Regions from separate parts of the Homo sapiens genome. Here region 1 is linked to region 2. A link is a loop called in an ENCODE intact Hi-C map of the cell type or tissue named here. Cell type or tissue: natural killer cell. All regions are shown on one strand. Region 1 overlaps IL18R1 (interleukin 18 receptor 1). Region 2 overlaps IL1RL2 (interleukin 1 receptor like 2).

Evidence for each region. Peaks named below come from ENCODE experiments on the same cell type or tissue, not always from the same donor. Only the 100,000 strongest peaks of a DNase experiment are listed, where the experiment ranks them.
Region 1: it touches region 2 in a loop (8-fold over the local background); 16 of 110 quality-filtered maps call a loop at or near these places.

What each region holds. Positions count from the first base shown.
Region 1 is chr2:102,363,721-102,371,720 of GRCh38, reverse strand. IL18R1 (interleukin 18 receptor 1) reads right to left here. Exons shown (of 11, transcript NM_003855.5): 3 at 3,653-3,896. Among named protein-coding and RNA genes, the nearest start is that of IL18R1, 12 kb to the right of the region's middle. RefSeq lists an enhancer at 3,927-3,976. In natural killer cell, no CTCF peak of the experiment used is centred here; DNase peaks (open chromatin) are centred at 2,820, 3,090, 4,130 and 4,770; H3K4me3 peaks cover 917 bases; H3K27ac peaks cover 4,258 bases.
Region 2 is chr2:102,230,858-102,238,857 of GRCh38, reverse strand. It overlaps IL1RL2 (interleukin 1 receptor like 2), which reads right to left. Exons shown (of 12, transcript NM_003854.4): 10 at 5,734-5,895; 11 at 3,581-3,961. Among named protein-coding and RNA genes, the nearest start is that of IL1RL2, 48 kb to the right of the region's middle. RefSeq lists enhancers at 1-1,143, 3,015-3,515, 3,516-4,016. In natural killer cell, no CTCF peak of the experiment used is centred here; DNase peaks (open chromatin) are centred at 3,187 and 4,498; H3K27me3 peaks cover 1,130 bases.

The DNA.
Region 1 (8,000 bases), 130 kb before region 2:
AGACACACACATGCACACGCACACACGCACATATCCTACTGCAGACAATATATTATGGATGTCAGAAAAGCAAATCTTTACAATGTCAGTGATCTTCACTGATGGATAAGTTCAGAGAGTCTTGGCCCAGGATGGGAGGGTGGCTTTGGTTTCAAAAGGTCTATAAACTCCTGATGTTGTTTTCTAAATGTGTGTATATATATATTAGGTTTTGTTTCTCAAGGCAACTTCTTCCAATCCCCTTCTTTTACTGTTGAATAAACCAAAGTCTGGAGTTGCTGCCCTCAGTGTAATTGAATTAGCTCTTTAAATGCCTTACTGACCAAAAGTGAGTGTGAATAGATTTTATAGTTGTTGTTACTCCTGATCAGAAATTAGTGATCAGGACTATCACTAGGCCAGGTGCAGTGGCTCACACCTGTAATCCCAGCACTTTGGGAGGCCAAGGCAGGTGGATCACCTGAGGTCAGGAGTTTGAGACCAGCCTGGCCAATGTGGTGAAACTCCGTCTCTACTAAAACTACAAAAATTAGCTGGGTACGGTAATCCCAGCTACTCGGGAAGCTGAGGCAGGAGGCGGAGGTTGCAGTGAGTGGAGATCGCGCCATTGCACTCCAGCCTGGGTAACAAGAGCGAAATTCCATCTCAAAAAAACAACAACAACAACAACAAAAAAAGGTGATCTGGAATTGGAAAACAATACAGTATTTTTTAAATGAAGATTTTAAAGAGAAAATGTTTCAAATTTCATGTTTGCTTCCACTGCACCTGTGATGTATAGATTTATTTGCTAAATACAGCAGATGCGTGTTTTTAAGTTATCCTCTATGCCTGACACATTTGTGCCCACCTTAGGCTCTTCCAGTTCCCCTTTAGGTCTACAATAGGATAGAAGGAAGAAAAGACTAACACTTACTGAGTTCCAGGTATTAGACTATGTACATGCAAGGGAGATGACTATTTTCCTTAGGCTCAGATGAGAATGCTAAATCTCAGACAGGTTAAACAACTCACTCAGGCCACACACTTGCTACAAGATGGGGCCAGGATACAAATGCACATCTATTTGGCCCCAGAGGCCAGAAGTGCTCTGCACAATTCTACACTTTCACAATCCAATGAATCTGGCCCCTTCACCTTGGGCATGAATTTATAAAAGATTGGCCGTGACTGGAGAATGTGGCAGGCTGTTGTCACAGTTATAGGCAGTGGGTCCATGGCCATGGGACATGATAGAGCTACCTGGCTCTTGAAATGGATTCAGGATCCCATTGGCAGCACCTTCTTCTCAAGTGTGTTTTCGTAATGTCTCCCCAACTTTGACCTCAATGAATTGGAGAGATAGAGATTTCTGGATCTCTATGACTTGTTGCTTAAAAGGAATAGGGTACATGAATATCCCCATTTTTTCAGACTACATTGTTCTCTACCTCTGTAATCCTCAATTCCTAACACTCAACAAATGCTAGAGGACTGATGACACTCCATGTGCAGGACACTGCTCTGGGAACACTGAAACAATCAACAACACACTGCACCTGCCATCCAGGAGCTCCAAGGCTAGGGTTAACACTGAGGCCAACTGACCCAAAGCTGTGACCACACTTTCCTGCTGCAGGCCCAGCCCATCCTGGTTATGAAAACCACTCATTTTTGTCCACAGACACCAGGGGATAAACACCAGCCCCCACTTCTGAGGCTGCTCACCAAGCTGAACTTGCTGCCTGTCAGCCTAGGATTGGTTTATTAGATTTCTGTGTGTACATTTCCCTCTACCTTCATTTCTTCATCTCTATCATTGAAAACTATCCCTTTTGTATCCCCTTCCTTCTTAGTTGATTTCGTTCTTAAAATTTGGTGGGATAAAGTGATTTTCACTGCAGGATTAAATTATCAGTCCTCAGTGGCATTTGATTATTAGCAATGTACTCCTAAAAATTAAAGAATTACTGTTCTAACGGGAAATTTTCAGGTGTAAAGTCTGTTCACTGATAGATCCCACATCAAACTGCAAAGGGTTACACACCTAAGTTAGAACACATATGTGTATACACACACATCTGCAGTAAATACTGCTTACTAATTATGCTATATTTGAATATGTCTGTATCTTCTATGCTCCTGGGTGTCTAAAACAACCTGCTTCCATGTAGAATCCCATTTATTTTCAAGGCCATTGTCAAAGCTGCTTCTCTCCTCAACACTTTACTCTCATAGTGATCAGTCTCCAATATCCACTCTGGGACACCTCATTTTTCTTAGCATCTCCTATCTGCTACCCTGTCTCTCCACACCTCTCTCTGACATCCTGCCTCAATCTCTTGCTTCCATTGTTGCTTCCTAAGCCAGGCTGTATTCTCTACTACCCGTATCAGAAAGATGGCCAATGCCATTTGCTTCTGTTATCTCCAAGTGATGATCATAGATGCCTGGCTGTTCCTCTCAACGTGCTCTCTCAGGCCTGTCCAGAATACTTTATTCCTTTAAATTGTGCCTTCATTCAATCAGGAGTTGGAAGTTTGTGGTGGGGGGGGCGGTGTTTGTTGTTCTTTTTCCTTTACCCCATTTGTGAGTATTCATTCTTCCTTAGCTTGTTATGAAAAATCCCAGTTGTGACCCATTTCTGTAATTATCACTCTTAAAAGGTCATCTAAAGATGTACTGATTTTTATCAAAAGAGTTATTTAATTTTTTTCTGATGCCTGGGAGTTCCTATGTATAAAAACAAACAAAAATGACCTGATTTGGTGCAAAACTACAGAAGTGCTACCAAGGTTTCACAGTGGTAGCTCACTCTGCTCTCAACAGCATGGTTGATAATGATCAGGACTCACTCTAGAAGTGCTTCTAAAAGAAATCTGCTACATATGAAATCTACACACCATCACCTTCAGCTGGCCCTGAGCTATTTCTTACAGGTCAGTCTCAAGTCTCTATAAAACTACCTACATATGTAGGTAGGTACATCTAAAAAGAAACATGTTCGGTAAGTGTGGGTGATGCTTTCAGTTGGCTGTGCTCATTTCATGGAAGTTATGCAACCCAATTTCGAGTATTCTGGCACAATCTAGGGCCACCTCATGAGTAAAATGCAAAGCCCTTCCGTGTTGCCCTCTCTCACTGCCGCCAGCTGTGGGTTGCGATTGGCTGCCAGACACACACTTCCTCCACTAGCACTGCCACCTGGCTCCCAGTGAGCCCCTGCAGACTGGACTAGGGTGTTTCTGCATCAACCCCATCCCTGCTCCCCACCAGGGATGCCACCCAGGAAGCTGACACTGCCCCATTCGCAACACATTAATATTATCGTGAAGTCCGAGCTGCTGATTTCATTTGACTGGGGGCATGTAGACAACAGGAGCAGCTGAATTTTAAAACTGACTTTCATGCAATCGTCACTTGTCATTGGTAAGGATCCCCTAAAAGGAAATCCTATCAAAGTAATCTCCTTTCATTAAGGTCACTAAGAAAATAAGCAGAGAGAGATAAACTTATTCTGTTCCATAACAAAGAATGTATTTCATGTCATAGGAAGAGTAGGAAAGAAAAGGATGTGGTGATTATCTGACCTTTCAGATTACTGCATATTTGAGTTGCTGAACAAAGGACAAGAGGGCTGTGAAATACATTTTGAAAAGAAAGGGTTACTCACTTCATTTGGAAAAAGTAAGATCCTGTGTCATTCAACTCAACTGGCCAAAACTCCAAAACACAATCATGCAAAGCAATTCTCGAGGAACTCCTTGGGTTCAGCTCCACATGTTCCTGTGATCCACTGCTTTTGTACCAGCTTTTGGTGGTTGTTTCAATCTCATGTGCAAGTGAACACGAGCAATGTTTCAGATAGAAAGGTTCCCCTTCAACCACAGTAATGTGGGGACGTGAAGTACAAGATTCTTCAAAAGATTAGTAAAGTAAAATAAATAAAAACAAAAACCAAAATGACAAGGTAACTTTTTTTGGTCTCCTAATGCATTAGGTGAAGAAGCAAGGTTAGCAAGAAAGTCCTGAGAAATCTCGGTGTCAATTTCCTGTGGGTTCTTTATTTTTGCGTCAATCTTTCCAACACTAGAAAGGATAAGGCACTTTCAGAACATAGATGAAAACACAACTTCTGACAGTTTCTCCCCAACAGGAAGGTATCAGAACTTAACCAACCATAGCTAGAAGACTGATAATTGTGTCACCTCTTAGAAGAAAATATTACACATTACAACTTCTTCATAGGGAAAGCCACAGAAGTCACGGTGCTGCCATACCTACCTCAAAATATACCCTGCTGAGGAGTCTCAGTAGAAAAGAAAACAAGAAATCTAGCAACCTTGGCGTTCTTCCTCTGCACCATCAGAAATCTCACTCACCTTGCATTCACCCTGCCTATCTAACATTCCCTGGTAAGTGTGGGGATGGTTAAAAGTGTGCCTATGTAACTTACAGTGTGTGTACATTTATTATTACTGTAGGTCACCATGTGGATAATCAAGAATTCATTAATATAATATCAATCCAAATTTGCATATCTGTCACTTTCCCTCTTTCTCAATTGACCCAGATTCTCTGGCTTTGGAAATATATCTGACCATCATCTACCCAGGATAGGTGCTCGTTCCCCTCTTTCGGCACTTGTGGTACTTCAAGTTCAGCATTAATGGGTCTTTCTCATAATCTACCCTCCAGTGACTCTCGGGTGCACTTTTACCACATTTTGAGAATGAGAGTATTTAAACTGAACGAAACATTTCCCTTAGGACATGGACAGAATGCCTTCTCTATAGTCAGGGTTTGTTTCTCAAAGCAGCAGTCTGGTTTTAACTCAAAATTGTTAACCACAACATAAAGAGGAAGTGATGTGATAGAAGTATTCTGATATGGTTTGGCTGTGTCCCCATCCAAACCTCATCTTGAATTTAATCATGGGGGCAGTCACCCTCATGCTGTTCTCATGATAGTGAGTGAGTTCTCATGAGATCTGATGGTTTTGTAAGGGGCTTTTCCCCCTTTTGTAAGTTTCCTGAGGCCTCCCCAGCCCTGCAGAACTGAGTCCATTAAATCTTTCTCCTTTATATATTACCTGGTCTCAGGTATGCCTTTATTAGCAGTGTGAGAATGGACTAATAAAGTAAATTGGTACCAGAAGTGGGGTGCTACTGTAAAGATACACAAAATGTGGAAGTGACTTTGGAACTGCATACAGGCAGAGGTTGGAACAGTTTGGAGGGCAGTTTGGAACAGTTGGAACAGTTTGAAGAAGATAAGAAAATATGGAAAAGTTTGGAACTTCCTAAAGACTTGTTAAATGGCTTTAACCAAAATGCTGATAATGTTATGGACAATAAAGTCCAGGCTGAGGTGGTCTCAGATGGAGATGAGGAACTTTTGGGGAGCTGGAGCAAAAGTGAATCTTGTTATGTTTAGCAAAGAGATTAGTTGCATTTTGCCCTTGTCCTAGAGATCTATGGAACTTTGAACTTGAGAGACGATTATCTGGAAGAAGAAATTTCTAAAGAGCAAATCATTCAAGAGGTGACAGAGCATAAGAGTTTGGAAAATTCACAGCTTGAGAATGTGGTAGGAGAGAAAAATCCATGTTCGTGGGAATGGGGGGCATGGAATTAAAGCTGGTTGCAGAAATTTGCATAAGAAATGAGGACTCAAATGTTAATTGCCAAGACAAGGGGAAAAATGCCTCTAGGGTATGTCAGAGATCTTCATGAGAGACCCTCCCATCACAGGCCCAGAGGCCTAAGAGGAAAAAATGATTTCCTGGGATGGGCCCAGGGTCCCTTTCTGTGTGCAGCCTAGGGATTTGGTGCCCTGCATCCTACCCCTCCAGCCATTGCTAAAACAGGCCAAGATACCAGGTCAGGCTGTGGCTTCAGAGGGTGCAAGCCCCAAACCTTGGCAGCTTCCACATGGTGTTGAGGCTGCAGGTGCACAAAAGTCAAGAATTGAGGTTTGGGAACCTACGCCTAGGTTTCAGAGGATGTATGGAAATGCTGGATGTCCAGGCAAAAGTTTGCTGCAGGGGTGGAACCCTCATGTAGAATCTTTGCTAGGGTAGTGTGGAAGGGAAATGTGGTGTTGGGGCTCCCATACAGAGTCCCCACTGGAGTACAGCTAGTGGAGTTAAGAGAAGAAAGCCACCATCCTCCAGGCCCCAGGATGATAGATTCACTGACAGCTTGCACCATGCACTTGAAAAAGCCCAGAAACTCAACACCAGCCCATGAAAGAAACCAGGAAGAAAGATGTACCCTGCAAAGCCACAGGAGCATAGCTGCCCAAGGCCATGGGATCCTACCTCTTGCAGCAGCGTGACCTGGATATGAGACATGGAGTTGAAGGAGACTATTTTGGAACTTTAAGGTTTAATGACTGCCCTATTAAATTTAGAACTTGCATGGGGCCAGTAGCCCCTTTGTTTTAGTCAATTTCTCCCATTTGGAAGGGGTGTATTTACTCAATGCCTGTACTCCCATTGTATCTAGGAAGTAACTAAATTGCTCTTGAATTTACTGACTCATAGGAAGGGACCTTCCTTGTCTCAGATGAGACTTTGGACTTGGATTTTAGAGTTAATGCTGGAATGAGTGAAGACTTTGGGGGACTGTTAGAAGGGCATGATTGTGTTTTGAAATGTGAGAGCATGAGATTTGGGAGAGGCCAGGGGTGGAATGATATGATTTGGCTATACCCCAACCCAAATCATCTTGAATTGTAGTTCCCATAAGCCCCATGTGTCATAGGAGGGACCTGGTGGAAGGTAATTTAATCATGGGGGTGATTACCCTCATGCTGTGCTCCTGATAGTGAGTGAGTTCTCATAAGATCTGATGTTTTTATAAGGGGCTTTTCCCCTTTTTGCTCAGCCTTCTCCTTGATGCCACCATGTGAAGAAGGATATGTTTTCTTCCCCTTCCACTATGATTGTAAGCTTCCTGAGGCCTCCCCAGCCATACAGAACTGTGAATCAATAAAGTCTCTTTCCTTTATAAATTACCCAGTCTCAAGTATGCCTTTATTAGCAGCATGAGAATGGACTAATACACATTCTTTGAAAACATGGATGTCGAATCTACCACAAAACACAAGAGTTAAGGAGCACCAACTTCATGTTTTCTGGTTGCAATACAATCTCTATTTTATACTAATACTTCAACATAGAAGGTGTGATACATGTGTATATGTGGGTGTCAGCTTCAATTGACATGCAAAACCCTGGTGAGTCATTAACAGTTCATTTATTTTCCTGTTTTAGAGTTAATATAATAAAATGCATAGGCTATACAATATGTGCTCCTTTATGTCTGGGTTATTTTGACATGATTGTTATAAATGCATTCATGCTGTAGCAGTGATGTGTTCTTTTCTCATTGTAATGTAGTATCTAATCGTGTTACCATTTCGCAATTTATCCATTTTATAAAAGGATGCATGTTGGGGATTTGGTTTATTAAACAAATGTCTGTTGGATATTGGCTTATTTCTAGGTTTTCAGGTTTTCGCTTGTCTTAAAAAGCTTCTATAAACACATATGACTGTGTTTGGATGGACATGTGCTCTCTGGAAGTATTACCATTTGAAGAAACTTAATGTGAATTACACACTCTCCAGAGGTGGGAGGTTGATAATTGAAAGTCCACACCACCCCCCTCCTCAGGCAGCTAGAAGCTTTGGATATCTAATCATGGTTTACCATTAGAGGCTTTGTTGATTACCATAATGCTTGTTGGAAATGGTCCTTGATGGGATAAATAAGTGGAATTCAAGGTTTGTGGAGTTCCAAGTGCCAAAATAGGCACTCCTATTGTTCCATAAACACAGTATAAGAACCCAGCAGTGCCAACAACCAATGCCCTTTGGAATAAAGTCTGTGTTTGAAACTGTCTTGAGTTTGGACAATCATAGCATTTTGTCATTTAAACTCAACTAGGTTCAGTGAATCCTACATGTAGAACATTGTCATGTCTCCCTAGAGTGAAACATTCATGAAAAGTGCT
Region 2 (8,000 bases):
AGCAGCATTTCTCAGAAGTTCCTGGGTGTATGGGAGGGGACATCCACACACAGAGTTCCCATCTCCCAGAATAATATTACTACTGGAGATGTGTGGCCTCTAACATTCAGACCCAGCAGCCACCACTCCTAAAGCCAGCATCACCCTCTGTAGCTCACTCCAGACCTCATCTGGAACAGCCTCTGTTCTTCAAGGAAACCAGGAAGGAATTTTCCACTTTACACAGCCCCAGATCAATACCAAACAAGCATGTGTTAGAGGGAAGTTTATAAATAAAAAACAGGACCAAGTGCCGAGGAAAGGTCAACCAACCATGACGTGGCAGGAAGTGGTCTGCGTCACTATGGGGTGCTGATGGGTGTGGGGGGCCCTGGGGACTGAGGCTCCCTGAGCACATTCCATATTTTGGCAGGCCAGCTCCTCATGGCATCCCACGGTTTGCCAAGCACTTTTCACATGTATATCTTCATCTTGCTTGGTCCTCCGGGGAAAGACCACACCTTCCCGGTCCCTTTATTTAATGTGACTGGGTCTTTCCCAGGGCCTCTCTCATGAGCCGACTCAGGGTATTTGAGGGGAGATACCAAAGGTAGTGGGTTTTGTGGCTGACTCAGTCATTATGGGAAGGTGAATGTAAAGGTAACCCAGCGACTCAGCACCTGTATTTCACCTCTCTGGTCCAATCTCCGCTCGCAGCCCTACCTCCAGGTCAGTCCCTGGGGATTCCCAGGGGGGTCTCTAATTCCCTCAAGCCAGGGTCTTGGAAAGGAGTGATGAGGGTTTACAGCTAATTCATAGTATTAAAAAACTTTGTGAATCATTAAATTATAAATTGGCCTGTGATGAAGGCACACTGGCTCCTTGGAAACTGACTTCACTTTGCTTGGAGTAGAATTCTGGAGCCCACCCCCAAGGGCTAGGGATAGGACCCCATTGACCTCATATTTGCGCCAAGCCCAGCTGGAGAAACGGGAGAGAATTGAGGGTGGCCTTCAGCGTTCCCATAAACTACCTTTTTGTCCCTTAGCCGTTGAACTCTTAAACCTCCTTTCTTATACAAATTTGGACTTGAGACCATGAGCGGAGCTGTTACCTGCCAACCTGCCTACATGTCAGCGGTGATGCCAGGCTACTTCAATTATTTGTATTCTTGCTGCATTGCATCCCTATTATTTCATTAGGAATTAGTAGAACTTTAAAAAGTTTCTTTGCATCTCGATTTCTCTCTCCAACATGAGAGTCGTTATTCCTCATGGAGGATTCGCTAGTTTAATTAAAACAGGCTGTTTCTCCTATTGCACCCAAGAGGAAAATGGGCATTACTGATCTGTTCCGCACTCTGTCCCCTCACTCGCTGCCGTTCTCTTCTCTGGGCTGGTCTCTGAAGGCTGCCTGCAGTGCTGGAGTGGGCAGGGTGGCTGCGGGCTGGCTGAGGACGCTTCGTCCTTCCTTCTGCGGAGTGCATGTGAGACCAGGCCACGCCAGGAAACCCCCTGAGGGCAGTGGGCACCACCTCTGGCCACTTGACTAACCCCGGGGCAGTAAGATCTGGACCGCAAAGGGTGAGTGGTCACTGGCTCGTGGTTTGGTGAGGATTTGGGGAATACACCCACCCCATTCAGATTTGAGGGCATCTCAGCACCCTTCCCCCTTCCTTCCCAGCCATTTCCCTCTGCAGGATGGAGGCAGCCAGAGGCAGCCACAGTGTGGGGAGAGTGGGAGAGGTACGGGGACGTGTCCTCTCTGAAGGGTGTGCCTGTGAATTTTAGAAAATGGATTCTCTAGCAATTAATTATTTATAAATGAATGACCACACTCACAGGACATCAGTCGAGGCTGTCAGCAAAATAGAAAGCTGACCCGTCAGACGAAAAGGTATTTTCTGGAAACCTCTGACTTCCCGGAGACCAGCACTGTTGGTAAATTCTTTAACTGGAGTTTTATAAGTCAAAAAGCTTCCCTCTTTCCAACATGTGTCACTACTTTCTTTTTATTGAAAAGTATCAAAAATGTAATAGTAGTAATGAATTATAGTAGCCATTTTTTAATGCTGTTATTCTTAAAATGTATTTTATGTCCTACCTCAGAGCAATGGGGAGGCAATGGGAAGGCAATGGGAAGGCAATAGGGAGGCATAGCTTAATGGGCACAGAATTTCAGCTTGAGAGGATGAAACAATTCTGGAATGGATGGTGGTGATGGCCGCACAACAGTGTGAATGTACTTAATGCCACTTAAAAATTGTTAAAATGGTGAATTTTATGTTCATATAGTTTACCGAAATAAAAATTTTAAAAAGCAAATGTTAAATAAAGAGTGGACCAATGTCAAGTCGAGGCCTCCATAGGATGCTAAACAAATGTGTAATGTGAGGTCACCTTGGAACATAAACTCTTCAAAGACAGGAGTGGGTTCCTTAGCACCTGAAAGTCCATCCCACACTGGGTACCACCCATCGCCTGTGAACGAGGGCACAGCACCTCCTAACCCACCCTGCTCCCCATGCCATCCTAAGACCACAGGCCTCCTGACACCCTCTGGCTCCCTCTCTCGCCCCTGCCGGCTGGCTCTCAGGGCTGACTCCCTTCCAGCCCCCACTGACTGCTTACTAAGTCTCAGTGTCAACAACCCACAGCTTCAGAAGGTTGAGCTATGCCTAATTCCCTCAGGCCAGGGTCTTGGAAAAAAGTGATGAGGGTTTACAGCTAATTTTTAGTATTAAAAACCTTTAATCATTAAGTTATAAATTGGCCTGTGACAAGGGCACATTGGCTCATTGGAAACTGACTTTGCCTTGCTTGGACTATAATTCTATCATCTGTGTGCTAATTGCGTCTCTCACAGGCTGCTCAGAATTCTGGTTGACATGTGTCTAAAAGAGAGAGAAAAGGAATTCCTGCTTGCTTTAGTTTGACAGATAAAGCCTCTCAAACATGGAAGGGTGACCAAGAGGCAGTCATGGCCACTCCCGTGGGTCCCCACTGGTCTAGGTGACTTTTAACTTGCTTCTGGAAGCAAAGTGCTAAGGCTGTGTTTGCAGCTCTTTGTCTGCACTGACAGAGTGAGAGAGACGCAGACACAGCAAATGACCCCTGAGCATGGGGCCCTGAAGACACTGGACAGGCGTGGACAAATACTGCTATCCTTGCCAACCCTCTCCTGGTGCTAGACTGCCCTCCTGTGGTCCCCCGACAGCACAGGCTCCCATCTCAGACTCTATGGGTGCCACATCATGGGCAAACTTCCGGGCATGTCCACTGCCATTTCTAAAACCCTCCATGTCCTGTTCTCAAGGGGCCCAAGTGCTGTATCCATCCAGGCCTCAGTGAGTGGGCATGTGTCAATAAGCCCATAGGCTAAAGAGGGCCTTCTGCAGAAGCCGTGTGTTTCCCTGAAGAAGCAGCTCTGATCGAAGCAAACAAATGACAACAAACACAACAGATCCTCTCACTAGTACGCAACTGCCAGCTTCAGAGCAGACGGCCCCGATGAAACGTGTCCTCCTCCAGCTGTGAGCCACCACGCAATGATAGACCCTCCATCAGTGCGTGACAAACCTCGTGTCCTCCCACCCGCTCACCTGCGGTGCGGTAGCAAGGTGTGTGCTGCAGCAGCTGGACCGGAGGAAACGGCCGACACCTTCTGGGCGGCATGTGGTATCTCACTGTCTTCCAAAACTTGGTCTTCATACACTGTGACTGCTCCGTGAAGTCCCCATGCCACCGGATGGCACCATGCTTCTGTTTGATGTACTGAATTGACTCTGGCATGACTGTGTAGTCCTCGATTTTCTCCAGCTCAATGAGAATAACCTTCATCCCGTCCTGGATCAGGGCACTGTAGACCGCGATTTGTTCTTCTGACAGGTTCTTCAACAGGCCAAAGCCCAGCGATTCGGGGACCACAATGACAATCAGCCTCCTGCACAGCTTAACGTTTTCATCGATGACATTGGCCACGGCTGGAAATAAAGAAAGAAGGCTCAGAAGAACTCACAATTAAAACAGCCCGGGTCTTAATGCTAGTGAGAATGTTTGAAACAGGCCAGGAGAAAATTGACTTTTTTTTTTTGAAGTGAAGTCTCACTGTGTTGCCCAGGTTGGAGTGCAGGGATGCAATCTCAGCTCACTGCAACCTCCACCTCCCAGGTTCAAGCGATTCTCCTGCCTCAGCCTCCTAAGTACCTGGGATTACAGACACGTACCACCACGTCCAGCTAATTTTTGCATTTTTAGTAGAAACGGGGTTTTACCACAAGCTGGTGTTGAACTCCTGACCTCAAGTGATCTGCCCACCTCGGCCTCTCAAGGTGCTGGGGTTACAGGTGTGAGCCACCTTGCCTGGCCAAAAATGGACTTTAAAATAAACATGACTTAGTCAGGAATGGATTAATTCAAGTTTTGGGTTTTTTCTTTTTTTTAATATTTGTCACCTCTTCTGTGAAGCCTTTGTGGCTTTCCCTGGAGCCTTGGTCCTCTATAGTCATGAATCATGTTTTGCATGTGGTTTCTTTGTATGTCACTTTCCCTGGCCAACAAGTATCTGATGGTTCCTAACTCTGTATCCCCAGACTAGCTGAAGGTCTGGTGTATATTAGCAGATGAACACGTTTTTAAAAATAGATTTTAAAAGGATAGGAAAATGTAGTTAGCTGAAATGTTGCATTAATCTTGAATCTGTGTTTTCCTTTTGTTCTTTATAGTTATTTAAATGACCAGGATTTATGTGAGTAATTTAGAAACCAAATAACATGCCCTGATGATTGCTTGGGAAAGGGAGGTTTCTCTAAATACCCAGCTCTGCAGATGCTATTCAGTCTACAGTTGCCTCTCATGGGAAATAAGAATAGACTGGAACCTCCCTGAGGACAGGCCCTTCCGCTTGGCTGATTTTCATATTTCTAGTGCCTAGAATACTGTCCATCACATAGAGGTTTTCAGTAAATATTTGTTGAATAAGTGAGTGAATTGGCATTTACTGGTGACTAGAAAAGAATGTTTATTTCAGATTTCAGCCATTTTGCTGTATAGCCTTCCAAGAAGGAGAACAAAGGGACAGGAAAGCACTGTTGTGTGAGTGTCTAAAGTGTGCTGAGCTCCATGCCGGGGACCCCTTCTCAGGTTTTCTCATTCAGTTCTCTCATCTGAGTCAGGGAAGCACCCCATCCCCATTTTACAGATGAGACAACTGAGGTTGAGAGAAGTTAACTGAACTGTCCAAAGCCACCTTCCTATCAAGTGGGAAAAGTACACTAAAACTTCCATTATATTTAGGGAGGGGAGGGGGCAAGTAGGGTCGAGGTTTATAAAATCAGCTTTAAGCACGACCTGATTTACATTGTTCAAACCCATGGAAAACACCCAGCAGTTCATCTCAGGGATGTGAGGCTCAAATGACCACTCGCCACCTTTCAGTCCTTTAGCCACCACTACATCACTGGCCACCTGTTTCTGTGAATGGCTTAACCATATCCTCACTCAAAGTGAGACGCGTGCTGCTGCAAGCAGGAATCTCAGGCACTGCGGGGCAGGGAGGAGCCTAGAGCAGGCAAAGAGCTTGGGCCTAACCTCCTTGGCTGGGGGCTGGGGGCTGACGGGCAGGGGGCGCTGGTCATAGACTCTCTGTGGTTCCATGGGGAAGGCAGGCAGAGTCACCGCCATTAGTAAAGTGGAGGAACAGAGGGGTCGCTTTCCTTCTTTTATTTGTTATTTTTACACCTCACTTAAAACCCACCTTGTCCAGGGAATTCATCTCTGCCGAATATAAACAACTTATATCCACATTGTCTCTCCAACACCTCGGGCAGGATATTCAACACCAGGGCATCCACGGCATGCCTCTGGCTTTCCTTGTGGGGCTTGGGGTATAAGACATAGGCGTCATACAGCTTCCCATCTGAAAAGGAATTGGACAAGCTTGTGGAATTGTTGCTACCAAATTCTCTCATGTTAATAAACCGGAAGCCTGAGCGGCTACCATGGTGTCCTTTGGCCTGGGTTCCATGACTTCTGAGTGCCCAGTTGGCTGACTTGGTGCCAGGGGCTGCCAAGGGACATCATCTCCTCTCACAAATGGACCCCTGAGGGAGGTGGTCTTATCCCCAATGCTCAAGAGTGAAGCTGAGGCTGGGTAGGCTGCATCACATCTGCAATCCCTAACCCTACCCCTACCCCACGTCTTTTGAGTCTAAGTCCACCACTCCCTGTGATGTGGCCAGAAATGAGAATTAAAGGCAGAAGACTCGTCCAGCGCAGTGGTGCATGGCTGTAATAAACAAGCTGAAGCAGGAGGATAGCTTGAGGCCAGGAATTCAAGACTAGCCTCGGCAACATAACAAGACTCTCCAAAGAAAATAATTTTCAAAAAGTTAGCCAGGCATGATAGCTCAGGCCTGAAATCCCAGCTACTCAGGAGGCTGAAATGGGAGCTTAGGAGTTCAAGGATGTGGCCAGGCATGTGGCTCATGCCTGTAATCCCAGCACTTTGGGAGGCCAAAGCAGGTGGATCACCTGAGGTCAGGAGTTCAAGACCAGCCTGGCCAACATGGTGAAACCCTGTCACTACTAAAAATACAAAAAATTAGCCAGACATGGTGGTGGGCACCTGCAATCCCAGCTACTCAGGAGGCTGAGGCAGGAGAATCGCTTGAACCTGGGAGGCGAAGGTTTCAGTGAGCCGAGATCACACCATTGCACTCCAGCCTGGGCAACAAGAGCAAAACTCTGTCTCGGAAAAAAAAAAAAAGAGTTCAAGGATGCAGTGAGCTATGATCACGCCACTGCACTCCAGCCTGGATGACAGAATAAGACCACATCTCTAAAACAAACAAAAAAAGGATCTCTAAAATAAACAAACAAAAAGCAGGAAACTCTAGCCATTTACCCATGTTACCCTCAGCGTGTCCTGTATGACGAAGCACTGTCCTAACTGCACCAGGCAAAACTGGATGACTCCCTCTTGATTCAGGCCCACCAGTGAATTCCATCACTACAAACCCACAGACTCACATCTGTGAAACAAGAGAAAAAGCAATTGAGCAGACTCTAGTAATCTGCAGTGCCGTTGAGAGAAGTCAAACCCAATGGCGCATGTCGTCGTCATCAGTATTTATTGAGCAACCTCAAAAGCAGCCCCTGCATTGGCCAATGAAGAGATGAACAAGACCTCACTGGGCAGACCATCCACATGCACAGAAGTTAAACACAAGACTCTACGAGGCGACGAGAGTCAAACGAACAGAAAAGACAGCAAGAATCAAAAATCCCCATGGTCTGGAGTTCTTGAAAAAAAAAACTCACAATGAACATGGGACCGCTCCTGGATTTTATTTTATTTTATTTTATTTTTTTATTTTATTTTTAGATGGAGTCTCACTCATGTCTCTCAAGCTGGAGTGCAGTGGCGCCATCTTGGCTCACTGCAACCTCCACCTCACAGGTTCAAGCGATTCTCCTGCCTCAGTCTCCTGAGTAGCTGGGATTATAGGCGCCCGCCACCAGGCCCGGCTAATTTTTGTACTTTTAGCAGAGACGGGGTTTCGTTATGTTGGCCAGGCTGGAGCTCCTGGATTTTAAAGGGTGGGAGAGTTGAGGGGAAAAAAGTGAGGGTCTAAGAGTGGATGGTAAACAGTCTTGCAGGGGTGCAGCTTCAGAAGGGCATGGAAGGAGGAATAATTCCCTACTCAGGAATCCTGTGAATGAATAAGGACTTCAGCAGGGCCAGAGGGCTTGAGTGGAAGAAGAGGTAAGTGTGGGCGTCTCATTGGAAAACGCGATTTCGAGCTTTGGGCTGTTTAGAAACTCAGACAGCCTAGTAGGTACTAGAGAGGGGTGGTGTCCTTTTCTATTTCCTTTATATGAGAGTTTGTTGGATGAGCAGACTTGCAGAAAGAGGTGATTTTAAGATTAATAAGGGAAAGGAAAACCTTGTATTCTTCTAGCTTTCGTCCAAATAATAGTAATGAAAATGTGCACAGATCTTGACAGTTTACATAACACCAT